2 separate regions of the Homo sapiens genome follow, and region 1 is linked to region 2. A link is an interaction called in ENCODE POLR2A ChIA-PET data of the cell type or tissue named here. Cell type or tissue: A673. All regions are shown on one strand. Links, peaks and the distances in the headings refer to the core of each region. The heading gives the core; the rest is flanking DNA. Region 1 has its middle 16 kb from the start of NCOR2. Region 2 overlaps AACS (acetoacetyl-CoA synthetase).

Region 1 (11,894 bases), core at 4,750-7,249, 530 kb after region 2:
AAAAAAAAAAGGAGTAAGTTCCCCAGGTGAATTTTAAAAGAATAACATAAGAAATTCAGGGGAAATCATGACATGTTCAAGACACGTCCCCTTTGCGGGCATGTGGATCATGTGGCCAGACAGCAGGAAAAGCACTGAGTCACTCGTCTTTGATGAAGCCCTGCCTTTGCCGCTGAGGACAAATGTTCTTTCCAATCCCACGGGAGGAAGAGACGTTCTAAAGAGAGAATTGAATTCATGGTTGGCCAGGAGACAGTGAAAGAGGACCCAGGAGAAATTGCTGGAAAGTAAGTAAAGCCTGAAGATGGGCAAGGGCCCCAATTTTCCAAAAGGGAAAATGATATGGATCCTGGAAACCCCAGATGGGGTATGTCTGACAGCAAGAGATCTTCGCAGAATTCTGGAACAGAGCATTACACAGATGGCTTGTGGCTGTTTAGAAGAAAATATGCTTATCACGAGAAGCTAACACAGGTTCACTAAACTACCCCATGCCGACTAATGTCAATTTCCTGTTTTCATGGGGAGACCACCCTGGTAGACCAGATGGCCACTTAGGACCCTGCCCTCCTGAAAGAGAAGTAGGATTGTGGTTTCAGTATCTTTAGAGTGGGAACTGTGATCAATTCTTCAATTATTTGCCTTGTGTTGCTAGCATCTGCATTATCCAGCAATATTACTCCTATCCCACATGTCTTAGGTAATTTCCCCTAATAATTGTTTGCCTATTTGTAGGCTGCTCAGACTTATCTTAATAACTTGTATTAACCAAGCATCTTTTGGTGGCAGGGGAAATGAATCCAATTCAAATAGTCTTAAGTAGAAATGTCTGGCAGTTTATGGTTTCAGGCATGGCTGGATCCAGGCGCTTAAATGACATCATTGGGAACCTGTATCCTGTTGTACGTTGGATCTGCTTTTCCTGGTGTTGGCTTCATTCTAGGGCTGGATTTCCTCAAATGGAGGAAAGATGGTCCCAACAGCTCTTAGATGACCTCTTATCACTTTGGTAACAGCAGAAAGGGGTCACCTCATGACTGATAGCTCAGTTGTCCGGGCCAACTCTGATCAGCCCAGCTGGATCTTATGGCCACCCTTGAGCCAGTCACTATGTTTCTGCTGGGTTGGGTCATATCCTCCATACAAGTCATGTCAGATATGATTTCATTTAGTGTGTGGGAGAGGAAATGTTCCCCATGGAAAACTGAGATGCTATTATCCGGAAAAGAAGGAATGGACACTGGCCAGGCCAAAACAAGCCTAATTTAATTTGATGAGATAGGCACACATTGTGCATGGGGGAGAGTCCCAAATGGCACCCCAAAGCCACAATGAATCTGCACCAAAATGTGCTGCACCCCCGATTAACACAGAAATGAGAGTTAACTCATGGATAGTACTAGGATCCATGATGACGAGATGGTGATTTTGGGAGATGTGTTTGTACATGAGGTCACACCTGGGCCACACAGGTGGGTCCTGGTGAGGCCTTTCTGTCTAGAAGTGAGGGCTGTGTTCTTGAGACTTTGGTATTACCGAGGGGAGAAAGAGGAAGAGCTGGAGGTCAGAGAACGTAGCTGCAGGCTAGGCAGATGCGACCAAGGTCAGAGAGATGGTGTCCAGGAAGCATGCAGCAGTGTGAGCTGCAGTCTCAGACAGGAGGTGTCCCCCTCTTCTCAGCTGGACATGAGGAGTCTCCTAGGTGTGCCTTTGGCAGAGGTGGAACCCGTGGCTCAGCACCCTCCCAATGAAGGCAGGGGAAGACATCTAGGTCTGGAATGTAAAGCAAGTGTCATCAATTACTAGCTGCTTCTGGGTGTGGCGGCTCACACCTGTAATCCCAGCACCTGGGGAGGCTGAGGAGGGAGGATTGCTTGAGTCCAAGAGTTCAAAACCAGCCTGGGCAACATAGCAAAACCCTGTCTCTACTAAAAACATAAAAATTAGCCAGCGGTGGTGGCACATGCCCGTAGTCTCAGTTACTTGGGAGGCTGAGGCAGGAGAATTGCTTGAGCCCAGGAGGCAGAGGTTGCAGTGAGCTGAGATGGTGCCACTGTACTCCAGCCTGGACAACAGAGTGAGACCCTGTCTCAGAAAAAAACAAAACAAAACCGTAATAGCTTCAACCTTTGGCATCTATTGCCTTCGACACTCTGTTGCAAAGAATTAAAGGCTTTATCTGGAATCAGTGGACAAGAGTGATGGGATGGATTACCAATGCCTGCTCCTGGGGTGGAGAGTGGCAGGATAGACACGCCTCATATTTGCTGAGACGGGGTGGGGTCTTCTCCAGGCTGTTGCGAAGAGCGGGGGTGTCAAGAGGCCACCCCAGCAACTGAGGACAGATTTCTTTCCATCCAGCGCTCTATGAAATCATCTCTAAGCAAACAGTGCTCTCTCTGCTGCACCTGCTCTCCATGCCTCTCCTGCAAAATCAACAACAGGTGTTTGCTGCTCATGCGATTCCAACCACCAAAAATAGGCATGACAAGAATGACGGGATAGGCAGCGTCCCGATTCCAGTCATTCCTGAAGCCCCTTCGCATGTCCACACACCTGTGCACTGCCGGGTCTGTTGCTTGGCTAGCATTTTTCTTAAAATCACTTCACTTTAAAACAGTTTTTATTAAAGTATGGTATGCATACAGAAAAGTATGGCTGAAGTGTATGGCTTAAAGGATTTTCATGAAACGATCACACCTGTGTGACCAGGACTCAATTCAAGAAACACAACATTCCCAGATGTCCCCTTAAGATCCCCTAACCCAGACCCCTTTTTAGTCACTAACCCTGAAGGGTCAGTACTAGCCTGACTTCATTTGTTTTTTTTTTGAGACTGGATCTTGCTCTGTCACCCAGGGTGGAGTGCAGTGGTGGGATCCCCGCTTACTGCAACCTCCGCCGCCTCCCAGGTTCAAGCAATTCTCCCTGCCTCAGCCTTCTGAGTAGCTGGGACTACAGGTGCCCACTACCACACCTGGCTAATTTTTATGTTTTTAGTAGAGACGAGGTTTCGCCATGTTGGCCAGGCTGGTCTCAAACTCCTGACCTCAGGTGATCTGCTGGCTTCGGCCTCAAAAAGTGCTGGGATTACAGGTGTGAGCCACCGTGCCCAGCTAACCTGCCCAGCAAGACTTCTAACTGCAGATCAGTTTTGCCTGCTTTGGGATTTAGATCCATGGGTTCTTACAGTTTAGACTCTTGTGGCTGCTTCATCCATGTTGTTATAGCAGAGGTTGTTTGTTCTTTTTCATTGCTGAATGGGATTCCACGGTGTAAAGAACCACAATTTATTTATCCATCTATTTTATTTATTTTTATTTATTTATTTATTTATTTTTGAGATGGAGTCTCGCTCCGTCACCCAGGCTGGAGTGCAGTGGTGCTATCTCAACCTCCGCCTCCAGGGTTCAAGTGATTCTCCTGCCTCAGCCTCCCCACTGTGTAGCTGAGATTACACGTGCGCGCCACCACGCCCGGCTAATTTTTGTATTTTTAGTAGAGACAGGGTTTCTCCATGTTGGCCAGGCTGGTCTCCAACTCCTGAGCTCAAGTGATACGCCCACCTCAGCCTCCCAAAGCGCTGGGATTACAGGCGTGAGCCACCGAATCCAGCCTCTCCATCTATGTTGATGGGCATCTGGGGAGTCTGTATTCTGGAGTGTTCTGAGTAACCCTGTGCCCACCCCGTTGCCCATGGTTTTTGTTGTTGTTGTTGTTGTTTGTTTGTTTTTAGACAAAGTCTTGCTCTGTCATCCAGGCTGGATTGCAAGTGGCACGATCATGGCTCACTGCGGCCTCAACCTCCTGGCTCAACTGATCCTCTCACCTCAGCCTCCTGAGTAGCTAGGACTACAGGTGCCCAGCTAATTTTTTGTATTTTTTGTAGGGACGGGGTTCTGCCATGTTGTTTAGACTGTTTTCGAGCTCTTGGACTCAAGCAATGTGCCCACCTCGGCCTTCCAAAGTGCTAGCATTATGGGATTGAAATTGGCGGGTCATCAAGTGGGCATATGTTCAGATATAGTAGATACAGTTTTCCGAAGTGGTTCGACCATTTCACACTCCCAAGTGAGTGAGTGAGGATTTATCTTTGTTTGCCCTAAACTTATTTTTAAAAGGAAATTATATAGCTATCATTAAAGATAAATTAGGCTGAGCACAGTGGCTCATGCCTATAATCTTAACACTTGGGGAGGCCGAGGCAGGAGGATCACTTGAGCCCAGGAGTTCAAGAATAGCCTGGGCAACACTATCTCTACAAAAAAATTTTTTTTAATCAGCCGGGCCTGCAGGCATGCGTCTGTAGTCACAGCTACTCAGGAGGCTGAGGCAGGAGGATGACGGGACCAGCAGATTGAGGTTGCAGGGAGCTATGGTGGCGCCACAGCACTCCAGCCTGGGTGACAGAATGAAACCCTGGAAAGAAAGAAAGAAAGAAAGAAAGAAAGAGAGAGAGAGAGAGAGAGGGAGGGAGGGAGGGAGGGAGGGAGGGAGAGAGAGAGAGAGAAAGAAAGAAAGAAAGGAAAGGAAGGAAGGAAGAAAGAGAGAGAGAAAAAGGAAAATCAGTATCACTTGCCACAAATAAAAGATTATAATATTAAGATTGGTGCAAAAGTAATTGCGGTTTTTGCCATTAAAAGTAATTGCGGCCGGGCACGGTGGCTCACGCCTGTAATCCCAGCATTTTGGGAGGTTGAGGCAGGCAGATTACCTGAAGTCAGGGGTTCAAGACCAGCCTGGCCAACATAGTGAAACCCCGTCTCTACAAAAATACAAAACTTAGCCAGGCGTGGTGGCAGGCACCTGTAATTCCAGTTACTCGGGAGGCTAAGGTGGGAGGCTGAGGCGGGAGAATCACTTGAACCCAGGAGTTGGAGGTTGCAGTGAGCCAAGATCTCGCCATTGCACTCCAGCTTGGGTAACAGAGTGAGATTCGGTCTCAAAAAAAAAAAAAAAAAAAAAAGGAATTGCAAAAGCTGCCATTACTTTTGCACCAACAGAATAACTATGATAAAAACTAATGACTATTAAAAGGATTCATCCAAAACCTATGAAAAAGTTCGTCACTGACAATCACCTCAGGTTGCACTTCTGGAAAGACTGGGGGAGGGGATAATCAGGAGAGACCCTGATTTTGTTGGGTTTCGGCCTCTCTCACCCTGCTGGGAGCCTCCCTGAGCTACCACGGACTCCAGGGAGGACCCTGATTGGTCTGAGAGTGAGCCATTCTCCCTGTGCTGGGATTGGTTCAGGCGTGGGCATGTGACTCGATTCAGGCCAATAAGATGTGGGGAAAATCTTCTGGGCGGGACATCTGAATAAATTTTTCTCGTGGGGACACCCATGGTCCGGGAGGGTCTCTGTTATTTCATGGATGCACTATCTGAAGGTGACTCCGGAAAATGCTCCTCCCTCTTGCTCCCCGGCCTACAGGTGGGGTCAGCACTGAAGATGGCAGATCAAAGAGGAGGAAAGAACCTGGGTCCTTGATGGTGTCACTGAGCTGCTGGGTCCGCCAGCCTGGAGCCCCCTGCCCCTGATATTCCTGATGGGGAGCCGCTAGGTCTCATTGCTAAAGCCATGTGGGCTGGGTTTTCCTGTCACCTACAGCCCAAAGCACCTTCACTGATGCTCCTGGTGTCTCGGGTTTTACGGACAAATGTGGGTTCTAATCCCAACTGGATTACTTTTGAGCTTCGTGATCCCAGAAAAAGTCCCTTTGCCTTTCTTTTTCTTTTTTTTTTTTTTTTTTTTTGAGACGAAGTCTCGCTCTGTCGCCCAGCCTGGAGTGCAGTGGCGCGATCTCTGCTCACTGCAAGCTCCGCCTCCCGGGTTCACGCCATTCTCCTGCCTCAGCCTCCCGAGTAGCTGGGACTACAGGCGCCCGCCACCACGCCTGGCTAATTTTTTGTATTTTTAGTAGAAACGGGGTTTCACCGTGTTAGCCAGGATGGTCTCGATCTCCTGACCTCGTGATCCGCCCCCTTCGGCCTCCCAAAGTGCTGGGATTACAGGCATGAGCCACCGCGCCCGGCAAGTCCCTTTGTCTTTCTGACCCTGAGTTCCCTCATTTCCGAAACAGAATCAACAACATCCACCATACAGAAGAAATAGGGAAATTGGACCGCATCAAAATTAAAAACTCATGTGTATCCAAGAAAGTGAGAAGATGGCTTACAGAGGCCTCATGGCGCGGCCTGGAGCCTGGCGAGGACTCTCCTGCCCTGTCCCTGCGTCCCCTGATGCGCCAATGGCCTGGCCTTCTCTAGCCCCTCTCAGGGCCCACCACTGGCCCATGTCCTCCCTGGAGTGACCGAAGCCCCCTCCCCAGACCCCCACCCCCACCCTGGCTCCAGGTTCTGGGCCTGATTGTCAGGAAGGATGGAGCTGCCCTCCCCTGAGACAGGGAAGGCCGTGAGGGGGCAGAGGTGGTTTGGGTCATGGTGAGTTCACATCACCTGTTGACCAGACAAGGCAAGTGGGCCTGTCCGTGGTTGGATCTGGAGTCTGGAGTTCCCGAGAGGAGCCCGGGCTGCAACTGGGGTTCTAAAGTCATCCATCCCCTTGACTTAAGCTCCAGGATGGATGCAGACATGGACGGACGCCTGTGCACAGACAGGAGTCTGGAAGAGCACCTGAGCCCTGGGGGTGCCACCTTTCGAGGGTGGGAAGATGCCCAAGAAGCAGGCAGAGAGGCTGAGAGGGAGCCCAGGGAGATGGGAGGGAAATCTGAGTTCATGCCTCCAGCTCCAGCTGTGCATTCATCCAAGCTGGGCGCAGCAGGATCCCCAGGCCCCCACAGCAGCTCCCCAGGGCAGGATCCACATCAGGCCTCGGTCACCCCTCCCCATTTAGCCTTCGGGGCAGTCTCTCTCCCCTGTCCCTGAGGGAGACTCACTTGGCTTCCTGTCTGTCCTCTGGCACCTTCTACACGCCTCTTCCACTTCCTGCAAAATCCTGAAAGGACGGAAGGAGGTCATGGGCCCTGGCAGGGTGAGGAAGGGAGCTGTACCCAGGGCCTGGGGCCCAGACTTAGGGACAAGGGATGGCAGCCACAGCAGCAGCAGCACCAGCCTGGAACTTCCCTCTTTACCCTGTGGGCAGGGCCAGGCCAGAGGGCTTGGGATGGGGAGGGCAGAGCGCGATGTTCCCTCCTGCTATGTCGGCTGCCCAGTCTCCTGCCACCTTTGGAAACGCCAGAAGCTTACTGGGGCCAGGAATGCTGGACAGGGGCCGCTGTGATCAGCGAAAGACCCAGCGTGGCCAGATCCTGATTTCTGCAAAAGAAGCCTCCTTCCTTCCTCCCTCCCTCCCTCCTACCTCCTTCTACTTTCCCTTCCTTTCCCTTCTCCTTCCTTCCTTCCCTTCCCTTCTCCTTCCTTCCTTCCTTCTTCCCTCCCTCCTTCCTCCCTCCCTCTTTCCCTCCCTCCTACCTCCTTCTCCTGCCTGCCTGCCTTCCTTCCTTCCTTCCTTCCTTTTAAATTGTGGTAAATATACATAATATAAAATCAGCCATTTTACCATTTTAAAGTATTCTGTTCGCTGACGTTAGGTACCTTCACGATGCCACGCAAACACCACCGCTATCTAGTTCCAGAACACTGTCACTTCCCCAAAATCCCCTCATGCCCATGAACAGTCACTCCCTCATCCCCAGCCGCTGGTAGCCGTGAATCTCCTTTCTGTCTCTATGGGTTCACCTATTCTGCACATTTCATGTACATGGAATCATGCGGGGTGTGGCCTTTGTGTTTGGCTGGACTCCAATTTGTGTATCCATTCATTCTTCCATGGACATTTCCCGTCCGCCATGGTGAATAATGCTGCCATGATCCTTGAGGTATGAGTAATTGTTTGAGGCCCTGCTATCAGTTCTCTTGGATATATACCCCGGAGGAGTGGAGTTCCTGGATATGATGATTCTATGTTTCAATTTTCAAAGAGCAGCCACACTTATTCCCACAGTGGCTGTACCATTTTACAATCCCACCAGAAATGCACAAAGGTTCCAGTTTCTCCACATCTTCACCAACACTTGTTATTTTCCCTTTTTAAAAAGAATTAAGCTGGGTGCGGTGGCTCACGCCTGTAACCCCAGCACTTTGGGAAGCTAAGGGTGGGCAGATCACAAGGTCAAGAGATTGAGACCATCCTGGCCAACATGGTGAAACCCCGTCTCTACTGAAAATACAAAAATTAGCTGGGCATGGTGGCGCATGCCTGTAGTCCCAGCTACTCGGGAGGCTGAGGCAGAAGACTCTCTTGAACCTGGGAGGCAGAGGTTGCAGTGAGCCGAGATCACACCATTGCACTCCAACCTGGCGACAGATCGAGACTCCTTCTCAAATAAATAAATAAATAAAAAGAATTAAAGCCTTCCTAGTGGGCATGAGGTGCTATCTCATCGGGGTTTTGATTCGCATTTCTCTAATAACTAATGCAGCTGGACATCTTTTTGTGTGCTTCTTGGCCATCAGTATGTGGGAGAGGCCATATATGTTCACCTACTATAGCCTGATGTTTAAATCCTCATGTGGGGCGCATGAACCCATCCATGAGCTGAACCTTGGGGCCCACCAGACCTGGGTTCAGATCCTATTTGCTTCCTCCACTCCTGCTCTGGGTAACTCAGGCCACGCTGCTCTATTTTCCTGAGTCTCTGTTTCCTCACTGTTGATGGCGGCTGACAGGACAGGGCTGAGAGAGCTTCCTTGTGTCAAGCACTTAGCCCAGCACCAACTCATAGTGAGCACTTCCAAACTATTGTTGTTCTTGGCACATCCTTCCTGGGCCACCTATGGGAACTCCCCATTGACACTGAGCAGAGGGCTCACTTGAGTCTTCCCCCAACCAGCCTTTAGGACGGAGTTCTTGGAATGAGGTCATTGTGAGCAGATTTTCCTTTTGGTGTGGAGGGAAACTACCGAAAGTCTTCTACAGTCCAGGCAATGGAAGGAGAATTCATACTGTGGGCCCTGCCCTCGGAGAAAGATCCTAGGAAAGATAATGACAGCTGAGCTTTGTTGACAGCTCGGCTTTGCACACACTGGGCTTTGCACACATTGACTCATTTTATTCTCACCACAACCCCATGAACCAGGTCCTGCTACTATACCCATTTTACAGATAAGGAAACTGAAGCCCAGAGAGCTACTCATAGGGAATATGGCAGAGCTAGGATTTGAACCCAGGCCATTTACTGCCCAAGTGATTATTCCCTTCTTTCTTGCTGTGGGAACCCTGATTTCAGTGAGAGACCTGTGCCTCTCCAGGGGACTCAGGAAATCGGGACACATCTTTAGCTCTAGGGGACTATCCAGATTGGTCCCAGGCCAGTGATTCTGTTTCCTTTGCCAGAGACTAATCAAGCTGTGGGCATGGGACCCAATCCTGGCCAATGAGATATGAGTAAAGGGCTGCAGTGGGCTTTGGGGAAAGGGCTCTTGTTCTTCCTGCACTGAATGTTGTGCCTGGATATATTAGCTGGAGCAGTGGCAGCTATTTTGTGGTCATGAGGAAATTTGGGATGAGAACCAATCTGAGGGGAGGAAACCAGAAAGATGGAAAGAACCGGGAGATCCCTGACAATGGCACTCAATCTAACCAAACCCAGAACCACCCTTCCTCCTAATTTCTTGCTATGTGAAATGATAAATGACCTCATTGCTTACGTTGATTTGAGCTGAGGTTTCTGTGACTTGCCTCATAATGGATGTGATTGAGTGACTATGAGCGTTGTGCAGACAGGGAAGTTCTCCTGGCTTGGTGACCACTGTATCCCTGGTGCCTGGAACATTACCTGGTACATAATAGGTGCTCAATTAAGATGAACTGATGAGGCAGTGGCTGGAGCCCCCAAATGCAGGTTCAGACAATACGCATGGGAAAAGCGGGAATCCTGAAATGACGGCAACTGCAGGCTTTGAAGTTGGACAGACTGGGTTCGAAGCCAACGCTCCCCTCTTGAGTCAGGTGATCTCAAGCTTTCCCTCTGGCTTCTCACCTTTGTTTTTCTTATGCATGAGACGGATCTGCTGGGTGGAATAATAGCTCCAGAGATGTCCCCATCCTAATTTCTAGAATCTGTGAATCTGCTACCTTACATGGCAAAGGGGCTTTGCAGAGGTGATTAAGTAAAGGATTTTGAGATGGGAGATGATCCTGGATTATCCGGGTGGGCCCAGTGTAATCACAAGCTTCCTTGTGAGAGGGAGTCAGGAGGTCAGAGTTGGGGAGGAGATGCAGCGATGGAAGAAGAGATTGGAGTGAGGCGAGGCCACCAGCCTCTGGCAGCTGGAAAAGGTGAGGAAATAGATTCTCCCTCAGATCCTCCAAGAGGAACACAGCCCTGCTGGCACCTTGATTCCATCTCTCCAGGAGCCACTTCAGACTGCTGACTTCCAGAACTGTAAGGTAATGAATCTGTACTGTTTTCAGCCACCACGTTTGGCTTAATTCATTACAGCAGCGACAGGAGAGTAATACCATGGGGCTGATAATCGTGTCTCCTTCCAAAGGTTCTTGCAGATTCCAGAAGTCTGAGCATGAACTGGGCAGGTTGGAATAGCCCAGGCAGCCTTTGCAGTGATTAGCCAGTCTCAGCACCAGTTCTGCCTTTGCCAGGAAGTCTTCCCGGGTTTCTCCTGGCCCACGCCCACACCTCCCCTTGTGGCTGACATCTATATGGCCTGGCACTGTGCTAAGGCTTTACACCCAGGATCCCATTTAATTCTAACGGCCACCCCGTGAGGAAGGGGCTCACAGGACACCCATATAACAGAAAGGAAACTGAGGTATGGGGAAGGTAGGAAAGATCATGGGATGGGTGGCTTTGGAGAGGCCGCGCTGGAGCCTCCCAGGCCTGATCCACCCACATCGCACACCCTTCATCGGCTTGACTTGGCCCCCAGAGGCCCTAAGAGCAGGATGCACTCCAAGACTGCAGTGTGTGCCTTTCCACGAAGAGCTTCGAAGGGCTCGCGGGGACATGCGTGGAATTTTTCTTCCACAGCGCTGCCAGAGCAAATTGGTTTCCAGGCACAGACGGGCTCCCTTCCCTTCTCCCTGCCCAGGCTACAGGCACAGACGGGCTCCCTTCCCTTCTCCCTGCCCAGGCTTGTCTCGGCCCCGCCCCTGCAGGCCTCTCCTCCTGAGGCCTGGGGCACTGGATTCCCTACATCTCACCTGCTGACCCTCCACAGCGCCCATTTCCTCCACCCCCTGCACTGCCCCTGTCTTGGCACTCGTTATTTCTCATTGCCATGAGACCTCCCACCCGGCCTCCCTGCCTCTCAGGGATCCCCATTCTAAACACGCCCAGACCTGACCACAGTCCTGCTGAAACCCATCAGGGTCTCCCATTGCTTGTAGGGGAAGGGTGGGCTCCGTGTTGTGGCTTGCGAGGACATGCGTGTTTGCCGAGCTCGTGCATCCTACCTGAGGGCCTTTGCACTTGCCACGCCCCCTGCCCCAAATGTCCTTTCTGTGGACATCCTCGTGGCTGGCACTGTCTTTCATTCATGTCTGTGCCCCATTGTCACCTCCCCCAAGAGGCCTTCCCCAGCCACCCTGTGCTTTACTCTCCTCTCAACACCACCTGAAACAACAGCATGCCATTACATATTAATTTGATTTCTTGTGCTTTCAGCCAGGGAGGGAGTCCAGCCCCATTTTACAGATGAGGAAAACTGAGGCTCAAAGAGATCAAGTGACTTGCCCCTCCTCACGCTCCAGCCACACCGGTGTTCTATCCATTCTTCAGACACATCGAGTCACTTCCCATGGTGTGGCCTTTGCATCTGCTGTTTCTCCCACCTAGAATGCTGTTCCCTCACCCCCGGCCGCCGCCGTCTTAAATGTCACCTCCTCAGGGAGACCCTCCAGGATCACCT
Region 2 (11,894 bases), core at 4,689-7,188:
GCAGTGAGCCATGATCACCACTGCACTCTAGCCTGAGCAACAGAGTGAGACTGTCAAAAGAAAACAAGAAAGGCAAAGGGAAAAAGGAGGACAAAAGGCAAAGGGAAAACGGGAAAGGAAGGGAGAGGTAGGGAGGGGAAGGGAGGGAAAGGAAGGGGAAGGAAGGGAGGGAGGGTGGGTCACAGTATAGCCTGGGCCCAGGGCTGCAGGACATGAAACAACTGCCACCAAGGCTGCTGTTAGAACCCAGGTCGGGAGGCCGGGCGCGGTGGCTCATGCCTGTAATCCCAGCACTTTGGGAGGCCGAGGCAGGCGGATCATGAGGTCAGGACATTGAGACCATCCTGGCCAACACGGTGAAACCCCATCTCTACTAAAAATACAAAAAAAATTAGCCAGGCGTGGGGGCGGGCGCCTGTAGTCCCAGCTACTCGGGAGGCTGAGGCAGGAGAATGGCGTGAACCTGGGAGGTGGAGCTTGCAGAGAGCCAAAATCGCGCCACTGCACTCCAGCCTGGGTGACAGAGTGAGCCTCCGTCTCAAAAAATAAAACAATAAAATAAAATAAAAATAAAAGAACACAGGTGGGGTCAAGCTGCTCCAGGAAAAATCTAACTGCCTGATTCTTAGTGGACAGGATCCTTCCAGTAAAAATGAAATGCCTCTGAGAAAACTGCTCCAAATTTTTGAGTTCTTTCCATTGTATCCTTCCTCTCAATACAAGACCCTCCCATTTTAAATTGCCGTGTCCCAGGGAGGCAGCCGAATCCTGCATCATCGTAGCTGCTGGGAGCTTCCTGCACCTCCGTAAGGACACTGCACTGATGCTGCTGCCCGGGCTTCCCGCCCTGAAATGTTTCAGAAAGGACCCAGCACACAAGGGTCCATGGTGGGGGTGGGGCTGGCACTGGTATTCTACGTTAGGGATTGGGGACAGGGGTGGGTTGTAGAGCAAATCCCTGCAGAAAAAAAAACCTGAATCATTTGTCTCAAGCCCCTTATTAATTCACAGCTGGTCACAGAGAGCAGGGAGGGGCCTCTCCACAGTCACACATCAAAAACACACCCAAGGTCACCACTCTTGAGCCTGTGTGAGATCCCAGGGGTCTGTCCCCTGCACGGGTGTATGTGTGAGGTCTCAGGGGTCTGACCCTTTCTGCATCTCTGTGTAATCCCAGGGGTCTGTCCCCCGTCCTCCATCTGTGTGCAGTCCCAGGGGTCTGTCCCCACTCCTACATCTGTGTGCAGTCCCAGGGGTCTGACAGTCTCCTGCACCTGTGTGAGGTCATGGGTGGGGGGTCTGATACTCTCCTGCACCTGTGTGAGGTCACTGGGGTGGGGGGGTTGTCCTCCCTCCTGCATCTGTGGGGAGTCTCTCATAAGGGGCACAGAAGGGCCCTGGGCATTGACCTCACAGGTCAGGCATGTGCCTGCTGCATTCCACTTGGCATAAAGACTCAGCAGGCCAGGGGCGGTGGCTCACGCCTGTAATCCCAGCACTTTGGGAGGCTGAGGCGGGCGGACCACAAGGTCAGGAGTTCAAGACCAGCCTGCTCAACATGGTGAAACCCCATCTCTACTAAAAATACAAAAAATTAGCTGGGCGTGGTGGTGCACGCCTGTAGTCCCAGCTACTCAGGAGGCTGAGGCAGAAGAATCGCTTGAACCCAAGAGGTGGAGGTTGCAGTGAGCCAAGATCCAGTCACTGCACTCCAGCCTGGGCGACACAGCTAGACTTCATCGCAAAAAAAAAAAAAAAAAACTCAGCACAGAAGCATCACCTAGGACCTGTAGCTAGATCACTGTGGAAGCTCTTGATGTTTTGAGTTCTCCTCCTCTGGGGTAAAATACACTTCCTTTAACATGTCCTAACCTTCTGTCTTTCAGTGCTCAACAAGGGCAGGAAGGCCTCCAACACCTTGAGTTGAGTTATGGTTTCATGGCGTGGATTCCACGCTGCTGAGGCAGGGTGGGCGGAGGAGCGGGCCCAACTCGACACCGTGCGCTGGGGAAGCCCTCACCACAGTGCAGCACAGGCAGCGCCCCAGAGAAGCCCCTACCACGGCGCAGCACAGGCCGGCGCCCGGGGAAGCCCTTACCATGTGTCACGGGCCAGCGCCCGGGGAAGCCCTTACCATGTGCCACGGGCCGGCGCCCGGGGAAGCCCTTACCATGTGCCACGGGCCGGCGCCCGGGGAAGCCCTTACCATGTGCCACGGGCCGGCGCCTGGGGAAGCCCTTAACATGTGCCACGGGCCGGCGCCTGGGGAAGCCCTTACCATGTGTCATGGGCTGGCACCCAGGGAAGCCCCTATTGTGGTATAGCACAGGCCAGCACCTGGGGAAGCCCTTACCATGTGCCACGGGCCGGCGCCTGGGGAAGTCCTTACTATGTGTCATGGGCTGGCACCCAGGGAAGCCCCTATTGTGGTATAGCACAGGCCAGCACCTGGGGAAGCCCTTACCGTGGTGTAGCACAGGAGGATGTCACTGCTGGTCATGTTGCCGTGCAGCAGGTGCTCCTTCAGATGCTGGATGAGGGTGCCCTGCAGGGGAGACACGGGGGAGCGGGTGCTCTCTGTTAGGCATACAGTACCAGGAATCTGGTACCTGGCCCACGCGCTGCTCAGACGCTGCCAGGAAGAAGCCCCAGCAGATCCCCATTTTCTTTCCTGGGAGAAGCAGACTTTGGAGGGTTCCCCCCACTCCCCTGTGATGAGCCATGCCCCCATGTCCCTCTCCCCCAAGAGCTGAGCGTGGCTTGTAGTCTGGAGAGGAAAACCCTGACACTCCTGTCTGCCCTCAAGCTCTCGGTGCCCAGGACATCAAGGGCACCACGGAGGCCCACCAGCTTCAGGCAGAAGAGAAGTGACCCTTCCTGAGAAGAGAGTCAACGAGCAAAAGACCAGGGCCTAACCCTTCCAGGACGGGTGCTAGCCCAGCCTCATGAGGGACAGGGAACAGCGGGGTGAGGGGGATGTGGTGGGGGTGGGGCACTGGCAACAGAGCAAGACTGTAGCTGGGACTCACGTTCAAGATCGGATTTCAGGAATGCCTCAGCTGAGGGGACAGCACAAGACCCTGCTTCTGGCTAAAACACCCAAGCAGAACCGCTCCCTCCCACCCACTATGCCCTATTACCTTTTAATTTTGGTGCTTAATAGGCAATGTATTTGCACGGTCCAGAACTCTGAAGCAGATACTATGAAAAGCCGTCCTCTCTCCCTGTCCTGTACCCAGTTCTCCCAAGAGGCAGCCGGTCCTAGCAGTTTCCTGTGAACGTCTTTCTTGCTGATGCCGGCACATATTTATTAATGCCATTTTGTTCATTGTGACACAGTGTCCCGCACTTTGCCTTTTCCACCTAACAGCACACCTGGGAGCTCTTCCTTGGCATGCCGGGAGCTCCCTCATGTCTGTTTACAACTATATAATCTTCCACTGCCCAGAACACACTTGTTCCAAGCAACTCTGTGTGTCTGGCAGGGGCAGGGAGGAGAGGAAGCTTCCCATCGCCAGGCACAACCCAGAGAGCAGAGCCAGTGGCCCCTGCACCCGTCACTCCACGCTCCCAGCCTCGGTTTTCCTGTCTTTCCAACGGATCTCGTACAAGATCCTGAGGACAGACGGGGATGCTGCCCCTTCAGTGACCACTGCCCTTCAGTCTGGTCCACAGATGTGAGCCTCTGGCTCATCACAAAGGTGCTCCTGGTTGTGGAGGGCCTAGAAGGCTGAAGCAAGGACTTATATATTAAAACCCAGCCATGAAGGCCCTCATTATACCCAAGGGAAAAGCTTCCAAAAGCCAGTTGCAGGAGATGATCCCTTTAAGAGCTCACCAGGAACAATCCTATCCAACACAGGCTCCCATTCAGGAGCCAAAACTCCTATTCCGGAGTCCATCCCAAACAGGCAACCGCCACCCAGCCCACAAACAGCAGCAACTGAAGCTTCCAGAGACTGCCAGGCAGACAGGCAGACGCTGCCTGATATGGTTTGGCTCCAAGTCTGCATCCAAATCTCATCTTGAATTGTATTCCCATAATTCCCACATGTTGTGGGAGGGACAAGGTGGGAGATAATTGACTCACGGGGGCAGTTTCTCCCATACTATTCTCATGGTAGCAAATAAGTCTCATGCGATCTGATGGTTTGATAAGGGGAAGCCCATTTCATTTGGTTCTCATTCTCTCTCTTTGCCTGCTGCCATCCATGTAAGATGTGACTTGCTCCTCCTTGCCTTCTGCCATGATTGTGAGGCCTCCCCAGCCACGTAGAACTGTTAAGTCCATTAAACCTTTCTCTTATAAATTGCCCAGTCTCAGTATGTCTTTTTTTTTTTTTGAGACAGAGTCTCGCTCTGTCACCAGGCTGGAGCGCAGTGGTGTGATCTCGGCTCACTGCAACCTCCACCTCCTGGGTTCAAGTGATTCTCCTGCCTCAGCCTCCCAAGTAGCTGGGACTACAGGCACACACCACCATGCCCAGCTAATTTTTTTTAGTTTCAGGAGAGACAGGGTTTCACCATGTTGGCCAGGCTGGTCTCGATCTCTTTACCTTGTGATCTGCCCACCTTGGCCTCCCAAAATGCTGGGATTACAAGCATGAGCCACCACACCCAGCCCTCAGTATGTCTTTATCAGCAGCATGAAAACAGACTAATACACTGCCCTTTTCTGCAGTCCCCCAAGGCTGCCTCCGGGCTCTGGAAGCTGAGCTGCAGGGTGGAGTTTAACAAGAATCCCCAGTCAGGGTCAAGAGACAGCCTCCCCTTCCCTTCCCTTCCCCAGGCACTCAAAAGCTTCTTAGAAAGTTACATGACAATCTGTTCTCCTGCACAGTGGGTAGGCAATAATTTGGGGGTGACAAACTTTTCAGGAACTGTCTCCATGAACTAAATCTTTCCACGAATCCACTTAAAGGACAGGGAACTCGGATTCTAGGAGCCTGTGGCAAATCCCTCTCCCACTTTCTTTTTCACTTAAAATCAGCACTTAACTCTACAGCTTCGCTCACGTGGTCTGCTGAGAGCACAGCAGAGATAGGAGCCCACCTTCGTTCAGTGGTTCATTAGCCTCATTCTCTCAGATGGCACAAAACAAATGATGGGCCCTCCTCCTCTCTCAAGAATTTCTCTGTGTGACTCTTAACAAGTTACATCCATCGTTTTTCCCTTAATTCTTAAATATTTATGGTCAAGTCTGAATGCTTTCCCTGAGGGTAAGGCAGCATAAACAGTTTCCTGGGTCTCAGCGCAGGAGAGTAATTTCATGTAAAGGAAGAGAAAGGGGAGCCACTTTCTGACACCTTTCACAGACTTAGGAAGCACAAACCAACAAACCAGTAACAGAACCCCACCCTACTCAATTGGGAAGATTACGAGCAGCCCTAGGACTCTGGCCTATGTTGCCTCACTGTTTTCAAGTTTGTAGTCAAGATAACTCTAGAGAACGAGCAAGATGCTTAGTCACTTCTCCAGAGATGCAAGAGCCCAGTGAAGATGGAGTACATATAATTTTTCCTGATTTTTCCACACTCTAAATATACCAGGCATGATCATTTTATGAGCAAGCTATATTATATCTAATACATTTTTATGCTCCTCTTAAAAAAATGACATGCACTATGCAAAGAGCACTAAAAATAAAAGTACAGTTATACATTTCCATTTTTCCTAAAATGTCTTGTTTGGCCACATACACCCGCCCCCGCCCCGACCCTTGTCTGCAAGATTTCTAAAAATGCTCATCTCGGTGGCTCACTCACAGACCTGCACCCAGGTGCAACAGGGCTGCCCTTTCACAGGGAAAACGCGATTCCAACTACACCTTAGTCTGTGAACACACCCCGACTGGCTTTCATAAAATCAGACGATTTGAGCGACAGGACAGCTCGCTGCCTGCAAAGAGGCAACTCCGTTGAGCCAGTGTAACTGCTAGAAATAAGGCCTTTGCCCCCCACCCCTGACCTCAGCCCCTCGCTCCCACCCCTGGGTTTCTTGAGAATTAACCTGCTGTGCGTGGACAGGCTCTTGGACCTTCAATCTATTTCACAGCCTGCAACAAGACCTTCAGTGAATCTAGATCTAGGTGATGATGAAACCACATTGGCTCCTTTCCACATTCTGATGAAAATACTCTGTAAAAAGCCTAATAGGGCTTTCAAATGATTCCAATGTAAATATTTCCTTTTTATGGAAGGGATTCAAACTGCTTCTAGGTAGAGGGAACGTCTATAAAAGCTAAGTGAGCTAGAATAAGGGAACTTGTATATTTCCTTTTCAAATGCCACTGTCTTATCAAGCAAAGGTTTCTCCACTTGGAGAATTCTCTTCTTCTGAGTTTGGGGGAAAAAGTGGTGATCAGAAGGTTTGACCAAGATACAGTGGATTTTTCTCCTCCCTATAGGCTGAGCCAACTGATAGGGAAATGGGGAAATGAGCTATGGGGAGAGCTGAAGAGCTGGCCCAGAGGAGAGCCTAGAGCAGCGTGAGGGTGGGAGCCACGGCGTCGCAAGCATCCTGACTCCCACAGACCGGCCCAGGAGAAGTCTGAGTGCAAGGTAAGGATTCAACCGAGTCAGGAAGCCCAGGGGCAGAAGAGGATCAGAGGAAGTAAGATGTGATAGCAGTTATTAGAAAAGCACTACATTCAGCTGGGCGTGACGGCTCAGGCCTGTAATCCCAGCACTTTGGGAGGCCAAGGAAGGTGGATCACGAGGTCAGGAGTTGGAGACCAGCCTGGCCAACATAGTGAAACCCCGTCTCTACTAAACACACACACACACACACACACACACACACACACACACACACACACACACACACACACACAAACTTAGCCGGCCGTGGTCGCGGGCGCCTATAATCCCAGCTACTCAGGAGGCTGAGGCACAAGAATCGCTTGAACCCGGGAGGCAGAGGTTGCAGTGAGCCAACATTGAGCCACTGCACTCCAGCCCAGGTGACAGTGCCGGGACTCCACCTCAAAAAAAAAAAAGCAAAGCACCACATTGACCCAGGCATTTCATTTCTGAAGAGTGGCCTAGTGAAATCACAGAAATGAAATACACTAACGTTGTATCCCCCCGATAGATGCACGGAGAAGAACACCACATCATTTCCAGCGTGTTCCCACCAAAGCTGCATCACCTGGACCTAACCACGAGGAGACACCAGACATACCCAAACAGAGCCATTCTGCCAAACCAGGAGCCTGGGCTCTTTGAAAATGTCAGTGTCACGGAAGACGAAGAAGCCCAAGGAGCTGCTCCAGACATGCAGGAGACCTGACGACTGACGTGCCACCGCCTGAGCTGCTAGGACGCTACTGGGGAACTGGCGACCTGACTGTGGACCATAGATGAGGGGGCGGCACTGCACCAACGCCAACCTTCCTGAATTTGATGAGCGCGCTACACACTCTTCTGTAAGAGAACGCTCCTGTTCTTGGGAGATACGTGCTGAAATATTAAAGAGTGAAAGATCATTGTGGCTCCAACGTACTCTCAACTGGTTCAACAAAAAGCAAAATAACAACATGTGTATATACGCTGAGAGAGAAAGAAGGCGAAAGAGGCTTTTAGGACGTGTTAAAAATGGATGTTGACATCAGGCACAGTGGCTCATGCCTGTAATTCCAGCACTCAGGAGGCCAAGGCGAGAGGATCACTTGAGCCCAAGAGTTCATGACCAGCCTGGGGAACATAGCAAGACCCCATCTCTACAAAAACAAAAAAGTAGCACGTGCCTGTAGTCCAAGGTACTTGGAAGACTGAGGTGGGAGGATCGCTTGGGCCCAGGAGGTAGAGGTTGCAGTGAGCCATGATCACGCCACTGCACTCCAGCCTGGACAACAAAGTGAGAAACTATCTCAAAACAAAACAAAACAAAAGGACGTTGAAAATGTTAAAGACAGAATGTCAACAATGGAAGAATTCAGCTGAAGGGTACCATGGAGCTTACTATTCTTGCAGCTTTTCTAGAGGTTCTCTAGGTATTTTATTTTTTTCAAAAATAAAAGGTTTGGTTGAGCATGGGTGGCTCACATCTGTAATCCCAGCACTTTGGGAGGCCAAGGCAGGTGGAATATATGAGCCTAGGGGTTTGAGTCCAGCTTGGGTAACATGCCAAAACCCGGTCTTAAAAAAAAAAAAAAAAAGCCACAAAAATACAAAACAAACAAAAAAACGAGTAGGGCATAGCGGCACACGCCTATAATCCCAGCTACATGGGAGACTGAGAGGGGAGGACTGCTTAAGCCCAGGAGGCAGAGGTTGCAGTGAGCCAAGATTACACCACTGCACTCCAGTCTGGGCGACAGATCAAGACTCCATCTCAAAAAAAAATAAAATAAAATAAAATAACAGGTTAAAAGTCACTAACCTATACATATACATTCTATTGCATAGTAGTAACATATTATTTCAGGTGCTTTAATAAAGTTAGACTTTCGGTGAAATAAGAAAAATTAAAAGCATGTGTCATGGGCTGAACTGTGTACCCCCAAAATTCGTATGTTGAAGCCCAATACCTAGTATCTCAGAATGTGACTAAATGGGCCTTTAAAAGGTGACAGAGTTTAAATGAGGCTGTCAGAGCAGGCCCAGATCCGATCTGACTGGGGTCCTCAGGAGAAGAAGCTTGGACCCATACAGAGACACCAGCGGTGTCACGTGAAAGATCACACGAGGACAGAGCAAGAAGGCGGCCGTCCACAAGCCAAGGAGAGAGGCCTCAGACAAGAGCAACTGTGCGGCACCTTGGTGTTCCACACAGCCTGTGGTGTTTCGTTATGGCAGCCCTAACAGACTCGCAGCACGGGCAGGCTCTTTCTCAGTTAATTAGACTCTAATAATAACCTAATAACCTAGTAACCTAGCCTTCTAATAACCTAACCAGTGGCTTTCAAATATTTTACCACAACCCACGGTCAGACATAAGTTTTACAACGCCCCCAGCACGTGCACACATTCCGCTCCATGTAATGACAGCTTCACAGAACACCACCCATACCTCTTATGAGCCTATTCTGTGCTAATATTTTATTTTATTTTTATTTTTTGAGACAGAGTCTGGCTCTGTTGCCAGGTGGAGTGCAGTGGCATGATCTCAGCTCACTGCAACCTCCGCCCCCTGGGTTCAGGCAATTGTCCCACTTCAGCCTCCCGAGTAGCTCAGACTACAGGCATGTGCCACCACGTCCAGTTAATTTTTGTATTTTTTAGTAAAAATGGGGTTTTGCTATATTGGCCAGGCTGGTCTCAAACTCCTGGGCTCAAAGCAATCTGCCCACCTCAGGTTCCCAAAGTGCTGGGGTTATAGGTGTGGGCCATTGCGTCTGGCACTGCGCTAATATTATCTATTCTTGTCTATTCTGATTCGTTCTTTTTAAAATACTGGCAGGGCCCACCTATTGAGTTCACAATCCCCCAGGTGGTCCAGACCTGCAGGGTGAAAGTAGCTGGTTCAGCCAGCGCACCCCCCACCCCCAAGGCACACCGCGCTGTACAGTGACCTCCAAGCCTATCGCCATGGTGTTAGGTGCCATCCCAGCCTTTGAAGTGGCAGCACTCCACTGCCCTGGGCCCAGTGCCGGATCTCCGTGCAGCACCCCACTTGGAGAGAAGCTGCACGTTGGACTCTCCGGGGATGGGGTGCAGTTTGACAACTCCAACACTGCCATCATCAGCTGGGAGGCCCTGTTGAAGCAAACAGACAACAGGAGGCCCTGCAGAGCCTTCCCCAGAGACCTACCCCAGCGGAATGCACCATGCACTTGGGTGCGCCCGTGGTGCCCGATGAGAACATGATGAACAGTGGGTGGCTGAAGGGCAGCTGCTCGAACTCCAGCTGCGGGGCCTGCTCACTGGTGCCGGTGGCAAGAAAGTCATCCAGAAACACACTGTGGGCCGAAACGCAGGGAAACACGCCATGAACGTCCCAGAATGCTGGACCGGACCCACTGATTCCACCCGTGCACTTCCCTCTGTTTCTACCCCCAGAAAAGCCAGGATTCCAGGGGGACGGTGGCCAGATTTGGAAACTTCCTGGGACCAGGGGAGGCAGTTAGATCTCAGAGATTCAAGCTAATTGAAGGAAAACTCATCGAACGAGTGAAGGTTTCAAGTTGCTTAATCAGCACTGCTGACAGGGCCAAGGGCTGTCTTTTAGAGAATATTTTAAGTGTTTTCATAACCACCACGGAGAAGGATCACTTACAATGAACAAGCCATGTGTGTACCAACACGGCTGAAGGAGGCTTTGGAAATGGCCTTGAAGTCTTCTGAGCCCATGTCCTTTGTTTGCTATTGATCACCTGATTAGCAAACGCTTTGTTTCCAATGATTGCCCAAAAGGAAGCACTCACCAAGTGGGTCTGAAGTAAGATGCTTCCCCCGTGGGGAGAAGGGAGAGGAGGAGATGCTAGATTAATGAGCCCTTCCTACAGATGTGGGGTCAATTTCCTAAACTACAGCTCAATGACAGAGAACCGCTCAGCAAATATCATGTGTTGTCACTAACTTACTAGATCCTGAGGTTTACAATAGCAAGATACAAATATCTGTGCAAGAACAAATAAAATTAATCCCAGCTATTGACTGTCACCCAGGAAGTGTGCCTAGGCTTACCCCCAAAGCTGACAGGCAGCATTGTTGTAGGTGGCCAAGAACCACCAAAGGGGCGACACAAACAGGAGATTTGTTTTCTGCACTAGAAACAGCCGCAGAAGCCACAAGCCATCTTGGGAAAAGGTGGTTTTCTATTTTGAATTCAGCAGCAACATCCATCTCAAAACATTGGCCCTATACTCAACTGACAAATGGACTTTCTCTCAGGGAAGGAGGTGGGAATCAGTTAAACGCAGCCTGCAGCCATTTGCTAGGGATAATTACTCTGAAATACAAATGCCATACAGACTAAAATGAAGAATTTTGCTGTCTTGCATGAGAAGGCATCCTTAAATATAAAGGTTTCTCCTGGGGAAGACATGGTGGTTTAAAAAGGGCATCCAAAATAATTCAACTCTAAGCAAGAAACAAACAAAGCCGTCTGCTCCAGCATGTCAGGAAAACTATTCACTGTGGAACTTTACAGCCAATGAAAACCCCATCCCACCTCTACCTCCTATAAGAATCCCATTATAAAGTGCCAGATCTAATCAGATACTTCACACAGAGAAAAGCCTTTTCTGTCAAATGGCCCATAAATCACAGTACATAATGATTACCTTTGTTAAAGCTCTTCTAAGAATGAAAAGCCCACAGGGTGGCTCCCCCGGCCCCGTCAATTCTCCACAGATGGGCACGTACCCGTTTCTGCTTTATCTGTGGCATCCACAATCAAAGGATGGACTGCAGTGGGAGTCCAGCCCCTGGGGTGTCGGGCTAAATGAAGTGGCTAACATGATTCTGCTGGATGCCCTCATTTTATATCAACTGCTGATGAATATTATTCAGAAAAAATAGCCAGGCCAACCAGGGGGCTGGTAAACCCTGTCTGGTTTTCCTCCTAGCCTCCATGCATCATGGCCTCCATCCATACACCTGGGGCACAAAATCCGAGGTTGCATGAAAGAAAGCCAGCGCTCTGGCACCTGGTTATAATTTATTAAGGTCGGCAGGGTCCCACAGTCCATGGGACAGGCACCCGGGCCTGCCTGTGAAGAATCTGCCCACCCTGACTCAGGTGCTTCAGGCGACAGAGCCCACCGCGGCCGCACAATGACAGGCAGGATCACTGAGAGCTGACTGTGCACGCTTTGCAGAGCAGCAGCTTATTTAATCCTCCCAGCCAGCCTGAGAGGAAGGTGCTGATAAGAGTGTGGATGTTTGTCCCCACCCTCATCTCGTGTTGAAATGTAACCTCCAATCTGCAGGTGGGGCCTGGTGGGAGGT

Evidence for each region. Peaks named below come from ENCODE experiments on the same cell type or tissue, not always from the same donor. Only the 100,000 strongest peaks of a DNase experiment are listed, where the experiment ranks them.
Region 1: POLR2A ChIA-PET joins it to region 2 with 5 read pairs; 2 of 35 experiments call an interaction of 5 or more read pairs at or near these places.

Annotation. Positions count from the first base shown.
Region 1 is chr12:124,577,407-124,589,300 of GRCh38, reverse strand. No RefSeq gene overlaps it. Among named protein-coding and RNA genes, the nearest start is that of NCOR2, 16 kb to the right of the region's middle. RefSeq lists a silencer at 5,208-5,377 and an enhancer at 5,104-5,398. In A673, for the core only: no CTCF peak of the experiment used is centred there; no DNase peak of the experiment used is centred there.
Region 2 is chr12:125,105,128-125,117,021 of GRCh38, reverse strand. It overlaps AACS (acetoacetyl-CoA synthetase), which reads right to left. Exons shown (of 18, transcript NM_023928.5): 8 at 9,754-9,901; 9 at 2,465-2,545. Among named protein-coding and RNA genes, the nearest start is that of AACS, 46 kb to the right of the region's middle. RefSeq lists enhancers at 2,287-2,506, 11,190-11,689, 11,690-11,894. In A673, for the core only: no CTCF peak of the experiment used is centred there; no DNase peak of the experiment used is centred there; H3K27ac peaks cover 306 bases.